2 separate regions of the Mus musculus genome follow, and region 1 is linked to region 2. A link is a contact called in ENCODE Hi-C or POLR2A ChIA-PET data. All regions are on one chromosome and are shown on one strand. The core of a region is the stretch at or near the end of the contact, and the rest is flanking DNA. Distances in the headings are between cores, read along the strand shown. Region 1 holds the start of Hmgn1 (high mobility group nucleosomal binding domain 1). Region 2 holds the start of Brwd1 (bromodomain and WD repeat domain containing 1).

Region 1 (5,142 bases), core at 2,506-5,005, 45 kb after region 2:
GTGAGTGAGCTGCCATGTGGGTGCTGGGAATTGAACCCTGGTCCTTTGCAAGAGCAGCCAATGCTCTTAATGCCTGAGCCAGCTCTCCAGCACCACACTTTTGAGTCTTTTTCTCACAGCTCATAAAGACAGAAATCAGCTGGGCAGTGGCGGCACATGCCTTTAATCCCAGCGTTTGGGAGGCAGAGGCAGGCAGAGTTTGAGGCCAGCCTGGGCTACAGAGCAAGTTCTAACTCAGCCAGGGGCTACATAGAGAAACCCTGTCTTGAAAACAAAAAACACAGAAATCATTGTTATTTTTCCAAACCAAGTTATCACTCAGCCCTAAACTACCAACTACTTTTCAGACAAAACAAAACTGTTACTTTTGCCATAACTGGAATAACTAATAATTTGTGCACCCAGAATATACAAACTAGGATCCTAGCATGAGAGCAGCCTCAGAGACCACAGCAAGCTGACTATTGCAATGTAAGGCAGAGACCAGCTCACCTGTTCCCACACAGCCTTACAAAGACACGAGGGAAAACCTCTATGAGCTCTACATCCTATTGCAATGAAATTGACATAGGTAAATCTCTTATTTACTCTCACTAATTTGTACAAGTTCAAATAAAACACAGTTCATTATTGTGCTGCCTATTCATGGAGAACTGTACAGAAAAATTCCCATAAAAACTTAATCTGCTACACAAAAGAGCCAATTTAACATCTGCGGTGCAGAATCAGTGCCCCCCTGCGCACGCTTCTGACCTGGTTTTCCGTCTCTCCATTTTCTGCAGGCAGCTCTGTGGTTTGCTGGTCAGCCACGTCAGCCTGTTTGCCCTTCGCTCCCCTCTTCCCTTTTATCTGCACTTTTTTGTCTGATGCTTTATCCTAAAACAAGAGAAGAGACATTTTATAAACTTTTCGGATATCTTGACACCTCACACAGCCTCCATATTAGACAATTTGAGATCCACCCCAACAAGGACACAGTGTATGCTGAGGACTTCTAAATCTTGTCATTAGCTGGGATTAAACCTTAAGCCTGCGCTGCACTTCTCCACAGCACCATCACCACACACGAGAGATTAATGCAAAGGCTTGTAACCCTACCGGTCCTCAAATTCTTTTAAGCATGAATAATCTAGTTGCCACACAACAGCCACTGGCTTGACAAGACTTGTACCCACACATGGAAGACTATTTGCCTTCATGCACCTTCCTGTAAGTCATGCTATCTGCCAGTTTCTTCCTTGCTTGATAACTACAAAAATCAATTTTTGAGTTATTTTTATTTGCTTAAAGAATCTGTAAGGCATAGATATTATCATGAGGACATAACTTTTGGGTTTTTATTTTTTTTTGGTTTTTGAGACAGGGTTTCTCTGTGTAGCCCTGGCTGTCCTGGAACTCAGAAATCCACCTCTGCCTCCCGAGTGCTGGGATTAAAGGCGTGCGCCACCACTGCCCAGCTCATGAGGACATAACTTAAACATCAAGCCTAAGACCTGAGTTCTCCACATGTACATGGAAGTGAGAATGAACAGTTCTGATCTGCACAGGCTGTGGCATAAGAGCACTCCAATAAGCAAATGCAATAAAAGCCAAACCCCCTATGGGTACTGGTGATTTCACACCTTAAAGGGTCTCAATATAAACAAGCAAACCACGGTGTAACAATGTGTGTGTGTCTGTGTGTAGCACCTTATAGTAGAGTGGCTATTTATCCATTATTGCCAGATGCCCACTTGGGTATGATCCCTGCACCAGCAAAAAAGCATAAAATGCCTGGGCTCTGTGTAATGATGCACTTTTAATCCCAGCACTAATTCGAAAGAGGCAAGCAAAGCTCTCTTGAGTTCGAGGCTAGTTAGGGCCACACATGAAAGCCCACCTTCCCAAATATGTATACATAAGATACCTGTAAGCTATATGTATGATTAAGCCTTTGAAATGTTTACTTCTAAAGAGTGACCCAAGTGTATACTACTAGTTAGGTAATTAAAGAAACTAGGCATAAAAGTTTAGCGGAAATATAAAAATGAAGCCCTTCTCCCAAGTTTTTCTTTGGGAAAGCCAAAGGAAATCTGTTTCTTAAGCATGGTGGCCAGGTGTCAGGATGCATGCATGTCACCCCATTAGGTAAGAGGGACTGGAAGGCAGGCAAAAGGAAAGACAAAACACTTACCAACTCATTGCCCAAAAGAAGAAAATGGTTAATTGCTGCAGCAAACCTACTTAAGTCAAGCCTAAACTGCTCTTATCTTAAACTTTATAAGCAGCTCAAAATATAAACAAAAACATTAGAGGGAAATAGGTACGAATGCCCAAGTTTATACATACAGAAGAGACGGGGGACAGAAATATACAGACACTCCTTAGACCCTCAGGCAGTCTTCATGTCAGGATTGCTGCCCTGCTCTAGCCCAAGAAAGTCTAGTCCACATTACCACCATTCCTTGAAGCTGTATTTGAAAAGATCACAAACTATGACTTGAGAGATAGACGGTTCCCTGGCTAAGTTAAGTACTCAGCTGCTCTCCCAGAGGATCCAGGTTCAATTCCCAGCACTCACTTGGCAGCTCCAAACTATTAACTCTAAGTCCTCTTTTGGCCTCCAAAATGCACCTACCCACACACACAGGCAAAATACACACAAACATTTAAGGTAAAACGCCAACTAACTATGGGGAAAACAGTTCCTCCATTTTTACTCTGCTCCATAAAACGTCCTGGGCGGGGAAACTTTACTTTTAAACAACGTGCATACTTATGCGTCTGTGCATGCTCGGGCTGTGTCTGCAGAAGCCAGAAGAGGTTATCAGATCCTCTTATCCCTTGGAGCTGTCACTCAAGAGACTCAGGTCCCTCTGTAAGAGCATTGTGCATTCTTAACCAGTGAGTCATCTTCGGCTCATACAGGCTCTTGAGTTTTTGTGTTTTGCATGTACGTATGTGCACCGTGTACCTGCTGCTGGGAATCAGAAAAGGGCACGGATCCTCTGGGAACTGGAGGGACGGATGTTTCTGAGCTGTCCTGTGGGTGCTGGGAACTGAACTCAGGTCGTCTGCAAAGGCCATGTCGCTGCGGATGAGCGAACGGACTACATGCCGCCCCCACCCACCTTCCAGAAACCTCCCCAACACTTAGAACAACCTCAACTAAGCGGCCTGCCTGGACACCTTTTCGAAACCTACCTTTCCCGCGGCCTTTTTCGGCTTCGCGTCCACCTTGGCAGGGGCGGGCTTCTGGCAAGAGATAAATTAATAAAAGAAGGGGGTGTGAGGCGCTGAGCGGGCGAGCTGGGCCCGGCCCGCTCGCTCCCGTCCCGGCCCGGACCGAGCGCGGTACTTACGGCCGACAGCCTCGCGGAGCGGCGCTTGGGCTGCGGAGAGAAAGACGGGGTGAGCAGCGCATGTGAGCGGCACCCCACCGCCCGCCCCGATCCGCCCGGCCCACCCGAGGCCCGCACTCACCTCCGCCTTGGCGGCTCCATCCGCGCTAACCTGCAGGAGAAAGCACAGCGGAGAACAATGCGGCCGCGTGACGTCACGCCCAGCCGCCCGCACCCCGCGAAGATTCCAGAGCCCCTCAGACCCGAACCCTGCGGGCGCCGCGGCCCCGCCGCACTCACCTTCCTCTTGGGCATCGTGGCGGCGCGGGGTGGGAGACGCGTGCGTCGTCGGATCTGTCACCGAGGAGCCGCACTGCCAAGCCGCCGCCGCCACCACCACACGAACTGCTGCGACCCGTCGCGGGGGCGGTGGGAGAACCGGATGGAACCGGATTGGAGCCCGCCCCCTCTCCCCCCGCGCCTCCCCGCCAGCCGGGCCGCCCCCAGCCTCCATTGGCTGTCTAGGCCCACCGCGCGCGCCAGCGCCCCAGCCCTTGCTCCCGAATAGGCACGGCGAGCTGTCACTCCGCCGCATCGCCCCGCCCCCTGGCCCCCCACCCCTGCGGGCGCGACCCCGGCCGAGGGGCGGGCCGGAGTCGCCCGACCCCGCTAGGTAGTTTGTTTGAAGCCGACAGCAAAAGTGCGGCCTGCGCGCTGATAAGTGGGGGCGTGTCACGTGGCCTCAGCATCGCTTTCCCACAATGCTCCGGACCCCAGGCGCCCGCCCGCGGAGTCCACCCGCGGACCCCTCGGGTTCAGCAGTGCCTAGGCGTGATTTGCCATTCGCCCGGGAGGGCACAGGCGCAGCCAGCAGTGCGCAGGCGCGCGCGGGCCGGTCGCGCAGACTCAGGCTGTCCTACGCGCCTTTACTAGCCTATTTTTAGGTAACTATGTCTGTTTTAGGTCTTGCAGCTGTCTCGGGCTCTTGCCCTCCCCACTGCATGGACCCCTCCGTCCTGTGTTCAACTGTGTGCAGGAATCACATCGGCCCTTTACAGACCCAGTCCTTCGCGCAGCGGCGTCGGGTCTAGCTCCGACTTCCAGATTGCACCTTTTGTTTATGGAAGGCAGTTAATATTGAGTATACCTCAAGAATGCAGATAGCGGGCTGGGTACAAGAGTCCCACCCGCAGCCGTATTACTGCTGCTCAATTGTAAGAATTATCATATATGTCTTTGCCTACCATAAAACTTGTATTTAGGACAGGGAATTCGAATCTTTATCTCTTGCACCGTTTAAGATTTTTACACAAACGTTTTAATCCCCCTACCCAGTAAACCCTTGTTTCCCCAAAGGCCCACTGCTGTGTTCCTGGGATTAGATGGCTTGCAGCAGTGACTCTTTGTCGTTTGAGCCGCGACCCCGTTCCCTTCATCTGTGGTCCCATCTTTTCATGCATGCCAGACTGAATTAAGACTGTGAGGTCCTACCCCAACTAGTGGGGGAAAGACATTGACACCACTGGAGTTAAAACCAAATGCACTTCCTGTCCTTTGGTGTTTTAATCTCCTGATTTTACCCTCTTAAAAATAAAGTTTGCCCTTCCGGGAAGCCCACCAGAGATGACCACTCAGACACAGTTTATAGCCAATTGGAAGTCTTTCTTTCCCAGGATAGCCAGGGCCACATAGAGAAAATGTCTCAAATGACAAAGTCTATTCCAGCGGCTATTCTCAGGTATTCAGGGTTTAAGTGTAGCCTGGAGCATTTAGACCAAGGGGCTTTTAGAAGCAAAAGTTATATCCTGTTGTCTCCCTCTGT
Region 2 (4,519 bases), core at 1,813-4,312:
GAGGTCCACCTCCACAACCCAGGCCTGCACCCTGTCCTCACCCACCACGGGAAAGGAAAGGGTGAGGAGGAGACGATACCCTAGCAGTGACCAGCCAGGTGACAAGCAGCATGACAGAAGACAGTTCCCTCAGACCTTTCAGCACCAGGGCCCTATCTATCTCTGTGCCTCTAACGTCCCCCCGTCCCCCGCCCCCCCCCCCAGTAGGGCAGCAGTGTCCCAACAGCTTGGCTTTCTTCACTCAAAGGCTGTGCTCTGCATTAACACAAGTGAAACTGTTAGACGTTCCTTAGACCCAGGAGGTAGATAGGAAGGGGGTGTGGCTATAAAGAAGCTGAGCTCTCCTGGGGTTGTAAATCAGAATCAGGTCCCTGTCCCGTAGAAAACGTGTGTGGTTAAACCCTGCCTGTGGGTACAGCACTAGGAGACAGATTGGATTCACATTCCAGCACCTACCCATCCTACAAACCTTTTAAAATTTCATACAGAAGAAAACAGACTTGGCTGGGCATAGTGGCACACGCCTTTAATCCCAGCACTTGGGAGGCAGAGGCAGGTGGATCTATGTTGAATCTGAGGCCAGCCTGGTCTATAAAGCAAGTTCTAGAACAGACAGGGCTACAAAGAGAAACACTGAAAAAAAAAAAAAAAAAGAGGTAGGTGGTGTCAGGGGGAGGGAAAAAACAAACTACTCAGAGGAAACCCTGTCAAAACAAACAAACAAACAAAAAAACAAAAAAGACAAAAGAAAAGGGCATTGCATGCCTGTACATGTGTGCCATGGCTTGAGGGTGGAATGCAGAGGCCCACTTGTGGAAGTAGGATCTCTCCCTCCTCCACTCGGGGTCCCCAGGAGTAAACTCACATCGTTAGGGGTAACAGAAAGTAGTTTTATAGATAAGTCATCTTACCCACCTGAACATTTGCTTCTTAAAAATAACTCTCAAAAGTCAAATTAAACAACAAACCAGCAACCCCGTTTTACTCAGCAACTGCACCTGTCACGGCCAACACCTGGCTGTGGAAAGGACAATGGTAGAGGCTCTAGACCAGTGGTCCTCAGCCTTCCTAACGCCGCGGCCCTGCAGCCCTGCACAGTTCATGTTGGGGTGACCCCCAACCATAGTTATTCTCGTTGCTACTTAACTGTAATTTTACTACTGTTATGAACTGCAATGTCGATATCTGACATGCAACCCCCCCAAAGGGTGGGTCCCGTGGGTTGAGAACCGCTGCTTTAGCACTCCTGCCCTGTTCTGCTGAGCCCTCTAGTTATCCAGTTAACTCCTTAGCCCTGGAAAACAAGGTATAGAGAATGAACTGCCCACATGCATGACTGACGCCCTGGCTGACTTTTTGTTCACTACTGGTCTTGGACACATGGTGAAGTCAGTGAGCTCTCCTGTAATCCCGACCCAGCAGAGGATGAGTGAAGCAGGACTGCAAGTCCAAGCCAAACGGGGCTGTGCAGCCAAACATCAACAGCACACACTCATCTCAACCTTCTGTAACCAATATGCTCAGTGTGAGTCTTTTATCTTAAAATTGTCGAAGATATTCTCCTGCAACATTTGTGCTTCGTTAACGATAAACACCCAAAGCCTCTGTTACCTGGATAAAACTCAACTATACACAAGAACCTCTAAGCAAGTAGGGAAAATAAGGCAAAGGAAAATAAATGTAATCCGCAAGTTACCACTCCTCGGAAATGTTAAGACAGGCACACACAACTGCTTCTGAGAGCTTAGTCCGAGCTCTCAGAAGCAGGAAATGAATTCAAGGCCAGCCTGGCCTACCCGAGTTCAAGGCAAGACAGTGGTACGTAATGACACCCTGTCTCAAAAAATAAATACACCGACTGACGGATGTCAACTTAAAGCCTGAACCGCTACATACAGCAAGATCAAGTGTGAGCCAACTTTCTAAAGGCAGTCAACACACAGTGCACGGGTCGGGGAAGCAGGGGTGCCGCACTGACATATTCACCACGGAGAACTCTGTGCGATCCTACAGAGGAAGGGAGTACAGTACAGGAAGGGGCCATTTCTCCACCTTGGGAGACTAAGGACTCTCTCTCTATTCCTGGGGAACAAGAGGTCTGAAAGTCTGGGCGGGGCAGAGAAAGGAGAGACCAATGAGAGCTCGAGTTACAAATCGGGAAGGGAGAGAGATGAGAGCGCCCCTCTCAGTGGCTGGCGGCCGCACCTGGAGCCCCAGCCCGGCCGCGAGCCAGGGGCGCCCCCGCCTGCGCCCGGCACCGCCCCCAAAACCATTTTCTGCCAAATCCCGCCCCCCACCCCGCCACCGCGAGCCCTCGGGGGTCGGGCCCGTCGCCCCGGGACGCCGGACCACCAGAGACCACCCCCGGGCGCGGCCCCGCGGCGCCCGCAGGGGAGCAGAGACCCGGCTGGGGGGCGCGGGCGCGCGGAGGACGCGGGAGCTGCTCACCAATTCCTCGTAGCTCCTGTTGTGCTCGTTGCCCTCCCAGTCCAACCTCTTCGGCAACAGCTGGAATGAGACACGAAAGGCGTCCGGGTGACCACCGCGGCCGGGAGGCCGGGCGGGACCGGGACGCGGGGGCGGGGACGGGGACGCGGGGGCGGCGGACCGACCTGGTACTGCTCCAGCTCCTGCACCAGCACCTGCGGCAGAGAAGACGCGCGGTCAGACCCCGTCAGCTGCCCCGCTCACCCCCGGTTCGTTCGCCCCCGGTTCGCTCGCTCGCCCGCCCGCCCGCTCGCCCAGCCGGCACTCACCTGCGCCGCTCGGCGACACGGGCCAGCTGAGAGGTAGCGGGCGATGAGAAAGTACAGCTCTGCGGGGAGAAGACAGGGACGGTCAGCGGCGGCTGCGCGACACCGGGCAGGGGACGCGCGGCCGTGTCTTACCCGACTCGATGAGAGGCACCGGACGTCGGGCCGGCGAAGGCTCCGCCATGGCGGGGCGCCGGGCGGGAGCGAGCGGACCAGCGAACAAGTGGAGCGCGTAGGCCGCGCCGAGGCCTGACCGGGCCGGCGTACCCCCAGCTCCTCAGGCGCGCGCCGCCGCCGCCATGCCGTGCGCGCCGCGCACCGACGCGTCCGCGGCAGGAAGTCGCGCGGGACCGAGGGGCGGGGAGCGAAGTAGTCCCCCCGCGGGGAGCCGGCGGCGTGGCACGACGCGGATGTGGCTCCTTGGCTGGGAGGCGGGCCTCGCCTCGGCGTCCTGTGCGTCGGGGGCGTGAAGCGCAAAAGGGGGCGGCGAGCCAGCCGGGGCTGCGTCCGCGGGGCGGGGGGTGGGGGGGCTGGGGCGCGCGTGGCCGGATTCCTGCGCGCGGTGAGGCGGCCGCCGGCCTTTGTGCGGCGGCGGAGGCGGTACGGCGAGCTGGAGTGGAGGGGGCGGGGCGGGGCAGGGCAGGGCGGAGCCTGGGAGGACGGTCACCTGGGCTGGGCCTGAAGACCCTGAGGCTGGGGAGGAGCTCTGCAGGAGGGTGGCTGAACCCAGAGCGGAGGCTGCGACACCACCTTACCCGCTGCCCTCCCGACCTCCCGCCGCCCCGCGTCCCGCGCCCCGCGATGGGTTAAAGATGCCCGGTACGGGTGACGGAATCTGGGAGTCCGCGATGACTTGACGGGAACTCAGAGGGCCCGTGGGAAACGGGCTGCGGCCACAAGTGTCAGTCGTTTTGTTGGAGGGGTGGAAGAGTTACAGAAAAATCCCCCTAATTACCGCTCTAGGCTCCTGACCCAACCGGATCTGTTTCACCACGTCCAGTGTGCGCTGACAAGCTCTGACGTAGAGTGCAGAACAGAACTAAACATGGCCATTGTTAGATTTATCGGGCAGCAGAGAGTCAGAAAAAGAGGCCTGACCTCAAACGACCTCGGCTCTTTATTCCCAAACACCAAAAGACAGTCGTCTTCCAACGGGAAAGCGAGCTCCTGTCGCGGGCTAGGGTGCGGCAAGGGAATTGTTTGTGTCTATAAAGAGTCTAGGGTGGTTCGGCTGTTTCTTTTCCTTAGGCTTAGGACATAGTGCTAGGGTGGCTCCGCATTCTTTTCTTAACCCCTGCGCCCCTGCGAAGGGCTGACCGAGCAAGGTCATTTGTAGGAGTCCTGTCTTGTGACCAAGGCGTTGTACCAGCTAGTCATTCTAGTGCCTGCGTGCGGAGGCAGAACGAGGTGTCCCAGTCGTGCCCGGGCAGTGAACCTTAGACTGGCTCCAACTATCAGGTGTATGATCCTAGGCAAATCACTTAACCTCTGTCTCAATTGGCCTTATCTGTAAATTGTAGCCAACAGTGCGGCTCCTTCCAGAGCTCAAGGATTTTATGAACTAATACGCATTTCCAGCCTCTGAGTTGACTTTCATTAATTACATGGAAAGTACATATGAATATGTAGATGGCCCACCTATTCAGAGTAATCCTAACTCAGCAAACACCAAGTGGTAAGATAAAATGGAACAGTAAACTCCACCGTTCCCATGGAAACAGTTTGGCGTCCTTTAAGGGAAAGGTGAACTATAGTGATAAGATTTA

Evidence for each region. A loop is a pair of places that touch in the nucleus more often than their neighbours do. ChIA-PET counts read pairs that join two places held with the same protein, here RNA polymerase II (POLR2A).
Region 1: a loop to region 2 is called in a map of gastrocnemius, with 9 times the contacts of the local background. The contact joins the promoter of Hmgn1 here to the promoter of Brwd1 in region 2. A Hi-C loop is called at or near these places in 13 of 37 maps with a recorded cell type or tissue (gastrocnemius, heart and left cerebral cortex). POLR2A ChIA-PET finds 5 or more read pairs at or near these places in 4 of 5 experiments (Patski and embryonic stem cell).

What each region holds. Positions count from the first base shown.
Region 1 is chr16:96,123,970-96,129,111 of GRCm38, forward strand. Hmgn1 (high mobility group nucleosomal binding domain 1) reads right to left here and starts at 3,756. Exons shown (of 6, transcript NM_008251.3): 1 at 3,621-3,756; 2 at 3,463-3,492; 3 at 3,342-3,371; 4 at 3,184-3,234; 5 at 754-876. The coding sequence starts at 3,635.
Region 2 is chr16:96,079,366-96,083,884 of GRCm38, forward strand. It overlaps Brwd1 (bromodomain and WD repeat domain containing 1), which reads right to left and starts at 3,063. Exons shown (of 42, transcript NM_145125.3): 1 at 2,889-3,063; 2 at 2,757-2,815; 3 at 2,613-2,642; 4 at 2,449-2,508. The coding sequence starts at 2,937.